Regions from separate parts of the Homo sapiens genome. Here region 1 is linked to region 2. Evidence: chromatin contacts called from ENCODE Hi-C or POLR2A ChIA-PET data. All regions are on one chromosome and are shown on one strand. Each heading gives the region's core, a stretch centred on a gene start or an enhancer-like site at or near the end of the contact. The rest is flanking DNA. Distances are from core to core; before and after follow the strand shown.

Region 1 (6,191 bases), core at 2,406-4,905, 110 kb after region 2:
ATCCTATGTGGGATCCATAATATGGCTAGTTATTTAGTGGGGAGAAAGCAAAGCAAAAGAGCAAATATTTTACTGCACCCTAAGAAAATATCAATTGGATTCAGCCAAGCAGTTTGCTATCGACTAAATCAATATATACCATTTTTTCAAACACTATTTTTTGGTAGAAAGAACCAATATAAGAATAATCAAAGTGTGATTGGTTTTGATCTTCAAATAAAAAGCCATCATAAGTCGCTGATACTGGCCAGGCGTGGTGGCTCACGCCTGTAATCCCAGGACTTTGGGAGGCCGAGGTGGGAGGATCACCTGAGGTTGGGTGTTTGAGACCAGCCTGGGCAACATGGTGAAACCCCGTGTCTACTAGAAATACAAAAATTAGCCAGGCGTGGTGGCATGCGCCTTTAATCCCAGCTACTTGGGAGGCCGAGGCAGGAGAATTCCTTGAACCAGGGAAGCAGAGGTTCCAGTGAGCTGAGATGGTGCCACTGCACTCCAGCTTGGCCTGGGCAACAGAGTAAGACTCCATCTCAAAAAAAAAAAAAAAAAAAGAAAGAAAAGAAAAGTTGCTGATACTTTTAGTGCCTACTCAATAGCCATCCTCCCTTATTCCTTATTCCTTGGGAGCTGCCCTGTCCAGATTCTAGAGAAAAAATAAAAAAGTTTCTAAGCCACTAAGCTTTGGGATAGTTTGGCTGCAGAAATTGATGACTGGGAAACGGACTAAAATTCAGCTTTTGTTTTGGCATTGCCTGTCCTGTCAATTCCCTGCTCTCCTGCACCGCTCCCCTTACCCTCAAAATAATTCAAGACTAAATCCTGATTAGTTATCAATTCTGATAATCTTGCCTCTCTTGCCAGTGGTAGTTTAGAGATAGTCACGTGCCCTGGTTCTGGCCAATGAGAAAAGATCTGAGGGATCTTTGGTATAATTTCTCCACTCTTAAAAAATTTGAGAACAGTCAACTTTTTTGGCTGGCCTTTGCCATGTCTTAAAGTGATGCCTGGAACTATGGCAGCCATTTTGAGACCTTGAGGAGAACTAGCTAAGGACAAGGTCAGCAAGCTGAGGATGGCAGAATTTCAGAAAGACGAGAAAAACTTGACAACATTAAACATTTTTGACCCACTAAATTAACCAAACTTAGCATCTGCTACCTTGGTACTTCCTACATGAGATACTACATTTTCTTCATTTTTAAAGCTACTACAGACAGGTTTTCTATTACTGAAATCAAAGTTATCCTAAGAAAAACAAGCAGCGTATGAAGCTTTATTTTATCACATCTGACAGAACAGCTCAGCCTTAAGTTGGGAGTAAGATTTATACAATTCTGCTGATAATATTTATTACTCATTTTAATTGTTTGCATGGTAATATTGAAGCCCCCCAACTGTTAGGAAATGTGCATTATTTTAACAATACTGGGTATCAGTAAATAAAATATGCTAAATATTGCTGAAAATAAACACTAAGTAACTCAATTTGTGTCATTATATGTGAGGAATGGGAAAAGCTTCTTGGAAGAGGTGATATTTAATCTGGACTTGGAAAGATCGGTGATATTTGAACAGTTGGACATGAAGTTCAAGGGCATTCTAGAGAATGTCATGGGAGAGGAAATGCAATAGCATGATTTGGGGATGTACTGTAGTAGACAAATAAGGCTGGAGCTGGGTTAGGTGCAGATTGTGGAGGGTCTTAAATGTCTTGCTAAGGGAGTGTGGAGTGCCTTTCCTCAGCAGTGGGGAACAGAGATATTTGAGTTAGTTACTGTGTATTGATTCCAGATAAACGAATAAAGCATATAGTATGTATATATTTTTTATAGTTTTTTTGGTATATTTTCATGAAAAGTGTGTATGATTTTAGTGAAACCATAAAAATCCATTTTCATTCCAATTTAGATTCTGTTTTAAAGTAGTTGCCAAGGAAACTAGTAAGTGACTGGTTATGCCCGATTTTCCCTAAGTTCAAAATTAGATGCAAATTCTTCAAAGAGACTACTTGAAGGCCAGTAAACATTTCAAAGGCAGTCAAGCTCAGACGCCTGGGTGTGTGGGTGCAGGAGGGTTAGAAGGGGGGTTCTGATGTTCCTGGAGGGAAGAGATGCCTTGCCTGTGTAGGCAAAGAGCTACTTTGAGGGAAAAAAGCTGAATGAGTTAGAGGTGAGTGCCCAGGAAGAGAAGCTGGAAGTGAGAGGTTCCACTGAAGTGCCTAGAAACAGACACTCTTTAATGGAGACAAGACCAAATTTCTGGAGTTTTCCTTTGTTTACATCTTTTTATCTTGTCTCGTTTCAAAAAGGAGTTAACTTTAAATATGTCCCTGAATAAACACGAGGCAGCATGACTCCATCGCAGGTAGAGATAGGACTAAAACATGATTCTCCTAAACTTTAACCCTGGAGTTAGCTCACTTAATCCTGTAAATCTCTGCAAAGACTAACTTTGTTCCCTGGCTCCTCCGTGGTTGCCAGGTGGTGGATATACATTCTACAACAGAAGAAACTGGAATCGCTAGAGGTGTCTTTTTTTAGGGCAAGGAAGCATTTCCCAGAAAACCCCAACAGATGTCCCCTGGCTTGGCCTTGGCCAGGACTGGTCACATGCTCTTTTCTAAGCCAGTGCCTGGGCAAGGGAAGGGGTTGGTCATAACGGATTTAGACTACTTAGGATTTACTTCTGGGCCAAGGAGAGGGAGGGGGTGAGGGAGGGGGTGAGGGAGGGGGTGAGGGAGGGGGTGAGGGTGGGGGCGGGGGGCTGGCCCGGCCTAAGATGGCTGGGGGTGATGCGTTCGGGGGACAAAGGAGTGCTGGACAGTTGTGTGAGCTGTAAGAAGGACCCGGAAAATACTGCAGAGTGATTGAGAGTGTAGAGGGGCCTGGGTTCTCACCTGTGCTCCCTCCCACCTTAGCTGGGTTATGCTGGGAACCTTTCAAGGCTTTGCTAAGCCTGGGTTTCCAGGAGTGCAATAAGATCGCTGTGATAAACATGTAGGTAAAGCAGTTGGCATAGTACCTTGCGTAGAATAGTCCTCAGCATATGTTTACTACTGTCGTTGTTGCTATTAATAAAAGTGACCTAGCTCCTCTCCTCGAGAAGTTCACAAGGGGCCCAAATGTGACAGGGGGAGCTATCAGAAGGCGGGAGGTGACTTCTTGCCAGGGAGCAAGCCAGGGCAAGAAGAGAGGCGCCGTGAAGCCTGCGTTCCCTCCCGCACGCGGCTTGCCTCGGTGGCCACACGGGGAGCTCAGCAAGGCCCAGGGTTCGGGAGGCGGGTCCTGCACAGCGACGCAGCCTTGTCCCGGTGGCCGCAGGCCTGGGGAGCAGGGCGCAGCACACCCGCCGCCCGCTTGCAGGCGAGACGAGAGCGGGGCGCCGGGATGCTGGCGTCCAATTTAACCACCAGGGCGCACGGGACGGAGGCCGGGGGTCCCGCTTTTCCGTCAGAGTTCGCGGTCACGAGTGGAACCCACTGAGCACTCTAGTTTCCTGGTATTTTCATGGCAGTAATTGGATGACAGAGTCAAGAGGCAGGGCCTGCGCCGACACTGACTAGCAACGCGCGGCCTCTGAGCCGCGCCCGGCCGCCCACCCCTTCCTCCTCCAGCACCGGGCCGGCTCCCCCTCCCGGCCCGGCTCGGCGGCTGGGGGGTGGGCGGAGCCGCGGCCGGGCAGTTCATTATGTTGGACAGGGCGCGTCTGCGCCTCCGGCCGCCGCGGCTCCCGGGGCCTCCGCCTGCAGCCGGCGGCGGAACGAGGGCAGGCGGCTGAGACAGGCGAGCTATTTGCATTCCCCGGCAGTCATTTTTATATGCGGAGGTAATGAAGTTGTCAGCGGCGCCCCGAGTGTGGCAGAGCCTGATATTCAAATCGCCCTGCCCGCTCCGCCTGCTCCCGCCCGCTGGTCCCGGGAGCCCCAGGCTGCGCGCGCCCGCACCGCATCGCCGCTTTGCCCCGCGACCGCGCGCGCCTCCTCGTCCTCCCCCGCGCCTTTGTTTCCGTCTCCTTCTCCTTTCCCTCCTCTTTTGTGTCGGGCCAGACTCAGCCCCAGAAACCAGCCACCCTGCCGCGTCCGACTGCCAGGGATCCCTCACGCCGCGAGGTGAGCTGGTCGCAGGTGTGGGGAAGTTCGCGGGTGCAGCTAGGCCGCCGCCCTCGCGCTCGACGCCACGCCCGCCTCCTCTTTCCTTCCCCAGGGGCCCCTTGCCCTCCCTTCACCTCCGTCTCCAAGAAAGATGACCTAGTACTGCCATTACCGTTTGGGCCTAGAGGAGTTTTCGTTCCTCTTTCCGAATGCATATTTGTGGTCATTTTTTATGATTGCAGAAACCCAACACACAGCTATTCTGTCAGGCTGCCGAGAAAAGGCTGTTCGGCAGTTGCAGCCCTGGTGAGGCAATGAGGAGGAAAGGTGGACGCACCTGCCTGGAGTGGTTGAAGGAAGGCAGTGAACATCCACGCTCCTGGGGTTGGTTTTCCTGAACCTCTGTAGCTGTGCTGCTCACTGGGGCAGCCACTGACCACAAGAGGCTGCCGAGGGCTTGCAGTGTGGCCAGGCCAGACCAGGATGTTCTCCAAGTGGGAAATACACACCCCATTGTAAAGAAGACTGTATGGAAAAAAGAATGTGAACTGGCTCATTCATCATTTAAAAACATTGATTGCATATTGAAATGATAATATTTTGGGTATATGGGGTGAAATAAAGTATCATGAATTAAATCTTTTTTTAAAAATGTGGCCACAAAGAACATTTAAATTTACACATGTGGTTCACATTATATCTCTGTGGGATCGCACTTAAGACCCAACCCCACCCATCCTCTAACTCTGCCCTCTCAGCTTGCTCTACAGGTACTTTGGAACAGGGCAGGGATGGAGGGAAGGTCCTTGTATCTTAGGGATCAAATGCCCAGGAAAATAATTAGGAGGTGTTTGGGATTATGCTGAAAACCCTGACAACACTGAATAGCAGATGTCTCTTTCTTTTCCCTTTGTTCACTGTAAAGAAAAACTTACACTCCCCCACAGCCATGCCACAATTCCATGGACCAACCATTCATGTGTGAAGGTGGGCCTCTAGGAGTGTTTTGTGCCTTTTAGGAGTTATTTGTGGCACACTAAACTTGCTGACATGCCATTTAGAAAAGTGAATACTGTGTACGCACTGTAACAACTATTCCATAAGTATTTTTGGTGTACACTGTTCCTCAGCACTCACAGGCTTCGGAGTAGGGGCTCCCGGAGTATGCATTGACACGATGCGCTGCAAATGATCCGGGCGTGGGGAAGTCCCCGAGTGTGCATTGATTCCACACACGGCCACGGCTCCTACAGGGCTTTTATGGTGCAGCTCGCCAATGATCCGTGTGTTAAAGACTCCCCAAATACACATTGACACGATAGACTGGAGTTGTTTGGGTCTATCGTGGCAATGATCCGGGGATAATGGCAGTGTCTTATACAATTTCACTGAGATTGGAGTGCTCATGGTCCTAATGGCAGAACCGGAACTGCCCCAGTTAAGTCCCACCATGGCGCCCAGTAAAGGGTGTGTGGGTCTTTGACCTTCTGCTTCATGACACTGTGGCATTGCTAATTTTACTGATATTTTAACTAACATAATTGAGTTAGCATTTTTTTCCCCCTGAAAATTCATTTTTGTAATTCAACACCTGAATTAGGGAGTCCATCTAGTGATGGTTTCATTTGGTTAATCATAAGCTAAAGACCTAGGAAAGGTCATTCTTAAACCTAAAGTGTTTTGGGAAAAATAATCGTGGGAGATGCATATGAGCTTGAGACAGAGTTAATATGGAATAAATAACCTCAGTCCTGAGAAAACCTAGTTGGCTAGGCTGAAATAGACAAGATGAGAAGGTGGGAAGAAGATGTTTTTAAAAATAATGAAAGTAACATATTCAATAAAAATAATTCAAACACTGTAGAAGTGTATGAAATAAAAAACAGAATCCTCCCACTCCTTCCTTCCTTCTTTCTATACCATTCACTGTTACAAGCACTATTAATATTTTTGTATATTCTTCCAGTAACTTAAAAACACATGCAAATATATACAGTCATGCATCTCTTAATGATGGGAATATGTTCTGAGAAATGCATCGTTAGGCGATTTCATCATTGCACGAATATCAGAGAATGTACTTATACAAACCTAGATGGTG
Region 2 (5,713 bases), core at 103-2,602:
GCGTGAGCCACCGCGCCCGGCCCAAGTTACCAGTCTTAATAGGGTCAAAATTCTAACAGATATTCAAATGACTTTCAGTAGACTCTCCAAGGGTTTGTTGCTGCTTTGTCTACAGCTGTAAAGTCATGCTCTTGACAATAAGTTCAGAAAGATTTTAATTTTACAGAATCTCTTAGGATCTTAGATACATGCTGCATTTTGTTTTCTACTCAATGTTTTTCTTTGCGGAGCATAGGGACAAGAATATAAAAAATACACTTTAATTTGATTTTCTTTCTTTTTTTTTTGAGACAGAATCTTGCTCTGTCGCCCAGGCTGGAGTGCAATGGCATGATCTCGGCTCACTGCAACCTCTGCCTCCCGGGTTCAAGCTATTCTCCTGCCTCAGCCTCCCGAGTAGCTGGGATTACAGGCGCGCGCCACCACGCCCAGCTAAGTTTTTGTATTTTTAGTAGAGACGGCATTTCACCATGTCAGCCAGGATGGTCTCCATCTCCTGACCTTGTAATCCACCCGCCTCGGCCTCCCAGAGTGCTGGGATTACAAGCGTGAGCCACCACACCAGCTTAATTTGATTTTCAAAAGTGATCATGGTTGCATTCACTTGTGTGTCATGACTTGGGTGCAATTTTAGGAAATTAAATACCAGTGATTGAGGGTTCAGCAATACAACTTCAAGATCCAAGATGTTAAGACACAACATTGTATATTTATACGTTTTGTTAGGGAGTTAATGTAGGTGTGGTGAACAGATGCGTTTTCAGGTGGGCCTGGAATGGTCCCTGGAGGATGATCAGCGACAAGCTGTATCTAATGGGAAAATTCATGCTTGAAAAATGAAATATTAGGCTATGCTTATTATTCTGTGTCATTCAGTCACTTATTAGCAGTTTAAGTGATGATTGTGGTTTCCCATGCAAACAGGTGTGGGGACCCAGCCTCAGGTGCCATTTGGGAAATGCTTTCCTCAGTCAGGTCCCTTGGCAGATCTCATTAGCTTTCCCCCCAAATGTTTTATTGAGACATTTCAAACATAGACAAAAACTGAAATAATTTTATATAAACACCATAGCCCACCACCTAGATGCTATGAACATTCTGCCATTCTTGTTTATCACGTTATTTATCCGTCCTCCTCCCCATCGGCAATCCTCCCCATAACTGTGGGGTCAGGGTTAGGAAGCTTAAGGTGACTCAGGTGGCGAATTCCGAAGGGTGCCGCTGGAGCACCTCCAGCCTCAACGTCCGGACTAATGGGGGCATTTCCTCCCTAACTCAATTTCAGGAAGCAGGAGGCTAGCTCTGCAGGGTGGGGGCGCACCTGGGCTGGGCTGCGCGGAGGCGGCGGAAGCACTAGGCGCGGCGCCCACAGGCGGACGGCTGGCGCTGAGCGCGGGCGCGGGGCCGCTACGTGCGCGGGGAGCGCGGGGAGCGCGGGGAGCGCGGGGCTGCGCTCGTGTGCGCTCCTGGGCGCTCGCCGCCGCCGCTGCCGCCGCGCGCCTTTGAGTCAGCAAACTCCGCGGCCCGCAAGCCCGGCTCGGCCCGGCCCTGCTCTGTTCTGCCCGGAGGAGCCGCCCGTAAGTGACAAGAGACCCGCTGAGGGGGCCTCCCCTGCACCGCCCAGGTGGGGACGGCGGCCCTTCTTTCCAGAGGCGCGGGCCCTTCCCGCTGTTCCCAGGTGCCCGCACCCTTGCGGGCTGGAAAGAGGTTTGGGTCCCTTGGGCTTGGAGCAGAGGAGCCGCCTCCTTTTCAGCCGAGGTGTGCCGGGCAGGGAGAAATGATCAGCGCGGTAGAGCGGGGAGATGGAGCGCGTCGATCCAGGGATTCTTGGCTAAAAAGACACCCCGGGGAGAGGGTGGGGCAGAGGTGGATTCTAGATTACGGAAGAAGTGCTGTGGCACCTTACACCAGGCCGGGTAGAAGGGGGTGGGGAGGTGGTTTTTAAAATTTATTTATTTATTTTTTTATTCATTCATTAACGGGTAGCCTTGAGTTGAGGAATTGGGAGGGGTAGGCAGGTTTATTCGTGGGATTGTGGGATTGAGGGAGAAGGCCCAGGGGAAAATCCATATAATTGACTGATTATCAGATTTGGTGACCAGGAAAGCAACAGCCTGTTTTTCAGTTCCGATGCATCATACTTTTCTCAAATTACACGGATTATTGAGGGGGATCGTCACGGAATGGGGAGCAACATGTCCTGCTGAAAGGAAGGGCTTCTATCTCTACAAGACACGTTAAAAATGATGGTATCAGAAAATTAGAACGGGGAGGAGGCTTGCACATGATCTCCATCAAACCTTTCATTTTACAGACAGGGAGGCTAAGGCCGAGGGACGCTGAGTGTTGGGACCAGGATCATTCAGCCAGATGGGAGCAGAACCAGGCCTACAACCTGGCAGGCTTCTGACTTCCACCCCGGAGTTATGTCCACCTCTGGGGCCTGGGAACTGGGTTTGGATTGCATAAGCTCCCCCTCCTCTCCCAGGAGGGGGCTGGGCTGGAGGCTGAGGCCTTCGCCAGGAAGAAGCAGGGACTGCTTGGATAGTTGACCAGCTTCTGCAGGGGCTCCTCAGTGAGAGAATGGAGGTGAGGTCAGGGACTCCTGCCTTGCCTCTGCCATCACTTCCAGTGATGCCTATTCCTAAGGTAGGTACATAGCTGGACCTTCATTATTCTTAATATTATTTACTTTTTTCTTTTTCTTTTGAGACAAGGTATTATTCTGTCACCCAGGCTGGATTGCAGTGGTGCGATCTTGGCTCACTGCAAACTCCACCTCCCAGGCTTCAGTGATCCTCCCACCTCAGCCTCCCTAGTAGCTGAGACCACAGGTGCGGGCCACCACACCCCTGGCTAACTTCGGTATTTTTTTTGTAGAGACAGGGTTTTGCCATGTTGCCCCAGGCAGGTCTGGAAGTCCTGAGCTCAAGCAATCCACCTGCCTCGGCCTCCCAAAGTGCTAGGATTACAGGGGTGAGCCACTGCGCTCGGCCTTTTATTACTATTTTTTAAAGGAAGGGTAGACTTGAGATTGACTGATAGGGCAGTTTTTAATAAAAATACAAAAATAAAATACATTTAGAAGAAACTGTGTGAAGATGTGAAATATCAGTGATTAGCATGGACTCAACTGGTCGTCCTGTTTCTTCTACCAGTCCATTTCATTCTCACTTTTGATTACCATTTAACTGGGGAGGACATCAGTGTTGACAGTGGGACTTGCTCAGGCTGACACTGTGCCCCACCAGGGAGTCTCCCCTCCAGGCTGGTACACACTTCCTCTTATTTTACTAATGGGAAGGACCCCTGAGTTAGGTAACCTAAAGTAATAGAAATAAGCACGTTCATTAAAAAAAATAAAAGTATGTTAATCAAAGAGTAACGTTGGTGTTCTACAGCAATTCTGCTGGGCTTTGGAGCAGTGGATATCTTTTCTCAGCCCTAGGATCACTACTTTCATTTTAAGGCTTCATTTTGCTCGTTAAGTTACTGGGGAAAATAACTTCTTTTTTCCGTTTTTAGTGACAGGGCTGTGGTTTCACAACCACTTGGTGAAAGGCAGACAACTGGTTGAGAACAGGGGCCAGTCTATGCAGATTTTCATTTCCTAGCATGGCGGAGAAGGGCTTTTGGCCAAGCTCATGGTTGACTCTGTGGGGAATCCCCCAAATTTAGCATTGTTATCTCCAAACATCTTTTTCTTAGTAATCTGGTAGGTATGAATTAGCTCTTCTGTTCTCTAAGCCCTGTTCAAAGAGGAAGGTATATAGTGTAGTGGTTAGAACTTGTGATTCCAGACCCATCTGAGTTGAAATCTTGGTATAATAATTTTCTAAGTATAGTTTTGTTGGCGGGGCACTTAACACTCTCTGAGTTGCCTGTTATTCAGAAATAAAAAAGGGTGATGGTAATCTTTGCTTCCCAGAACTGTTAATACAACAGCTGACATTTATCGAGTGCTTACTATATTCCAGGCATCGTGACATTATCGAGCACTTAATTATGGGCCAGGCATTGTGAAAGAGTTTTTATGTGGCAGTCTCATTAAGCATCACAACAGACTTATGAAGCAGATTCTGTTACTGTCTTCAGTTTACCTCTGGGGAAACTAAGCCATCAGAGTATTTATGATTTCTCTAAACTCAGCTTACAGTTTTAACTACCCAACAAATGTGTGTCAGATTTCTGTTATAAGCTAATAGTTATCTAGGGCTTACTGTGTGGTAGGCCCTGTTACAAGTGTCCTAAGTACGTTAACAACCCTTGAGATAGGTATTGTTTTTCTCCCCTTCTTCTTTCTTTTTACAGATGTGGAAACTGAGGCACAAAGCCCAAGGTCAAACAACTAGTAATGCGAGAGCCAAAATTTGAACTAGGAGCCTGGGTCTGGAATCAGTAGTAACTCTCAGCCACCCACCTGCGAATGTAAAGGGCTTAGCCAGGCTTCAGTCAAGGGCAACTCCTATTGATACTTACATTTATTTTTCCCTAAGTAACTACTCCTTGCTCCCAGTTTCTGCAGAAGAGATGCTTTTAGTTCTACAAGTGATTCAACTTTACTCAAGGCTTTGTGATTCAGTATGTATTTCTATTGTAGTCTCTGTTATTTTTAAAATCTTGTGCTAGGCCTCAGTGATCTTGCCTCTGGGGACAGGGAAATAGTCTTTATCAGATCTGTGAACCCCTTTCAAATATATGATGTCATTTTTACTTTTTTTTTTGATACTTTTGTAGAGATGGGGTTTTGCCATGTTGCCCAGGCTGGTTTTGAACTCCTGAGCTCAAGTGATCCACCCACCTCAGCCTCCCAAAGTGCTGGGATTACAGGTGTGAGCTACTGTGGCCAGCCTGATTTCATATTCATCTGCAAAAGTGCATTATTCTGGGGGAGAGAATCTGTAGCTTTCTTCAGATTCTTACGTGGTCACCCATGGTGGAAAGAAAGTCATTATTCACCATTTTATTCTAATAATCTCATTTTACAAATGAGGCTACCAAGGCCCAATGGAGAGGCAGAATAACTTAATCTGAACTACACAGCTAATTAGAGGTAAAAACGGGACTCAAACTCAGGTTCCTGAACTTCCAGTCTCATATTCTTTCCATTATAGCCTGATAGTTCCCTGTGGATTAAGTGGTGCCAGATCAATCAATTACGAATTGCCAGAGACCCCCAGCTCTCTCACCAAGCTGTCCAATGCATGAGGCCAGCAAAGCTGCCTGGAAGTGCCTGTCAAAATACGACATCGTTTGGCATGTGATCCTGTTAGCTGAGCCACTTTACTCTGATTTGGTATGGGAATCTACAACTCGGAGAGATGTGAGCCAGGAAAAGAAAAGCTGTTTGGGGAGAAGAAGAGGAATGTTGCAGACATGCATTGGTTGAGGCACAGGCAGCCATTCAGACCTCTTGGTAGAATTGTCGTATTGGAAAGTTTTTGCTAAGAGATTTAGAAATTCAAACAAAATTCCCTGGGCCGGGTGTGGTGGCGCATGCCTGTAGTCCCAGTTACTTAAGAGGCTGAGGTGGGAGGATCGCTTGAGCCCAGGAGGTTGAGGCTGCAGTGAGCTGTGATTGCACCATTGTACTGCAGCCTGCACAACAGAATTAGACTCTGTCTCATAAATAAATAAATAAATACAAATAACCCCCAAATTCCCTGAAGTCTGAGATTTTTGCATAGTATGTGGCTCACTGGGAAGTAAGCCA

The links. A loop is a pair of places that touch in the nucleus more often than their neighbours do. ChIA-PET counts read pairs that join two places held with the same protein, here RNA polymerase II (POLR2A). Pooled maps may share reads with other maps.
Region 1: a map of B cell shows a loop between it and region 2 (15-fold over the local background). The contact joins the promoter of LINC02981 here to the promoter of SNX10 in region 2. A Hi-C loop is called at or near these places in 1 of 168 maps with a recorded cell type or tissue (B cell), 4 of 37 single-sample maps with no recorded cell type and 9 of 50 pooled maps. POLR2A ChIA-PET finds 5 or more read pairs at or near these places in 3 of 52 experiments (H1, OCI-LY7 and activated CD4-positive, alpha-beta T cell).

The regions. Positions count from the first base shown.
Region 1 is chr7:26,394,914-26,401,104 of GRCh38, forward strand. LINC02981 (long intergenic non-protein coding RNA 2981) reads left to right here and starts at 3,656. Exons shown (of 5, transcript NR_148502.1): 1 at 3,656-4,108. SNX10-AS1 (SNX10 antisense RNA 1) reads right to left here and starts at 4,505. Exons shown (of 2, transcript NR_136272.1): 1 at 4,428-4,505. RefSeq lists enhancers at 2,792-3,748, 2,823-3,062 and silencers at 3,533-3,992, 4,083-4,192.
Region 2 is chr7:26,290,510-26,296,222 of GRCh38, forward strand. It overlaps SNX10 (sorting nexin 10), which reads left to right and starts at 1,353. Exons shown (of 7, transcript NM_013322.3): 1 at 1,353-1,577. RefSeq lists silencers at 1,377-1,616, 1,767-1,846 and an enhancer at 3,338-3,387.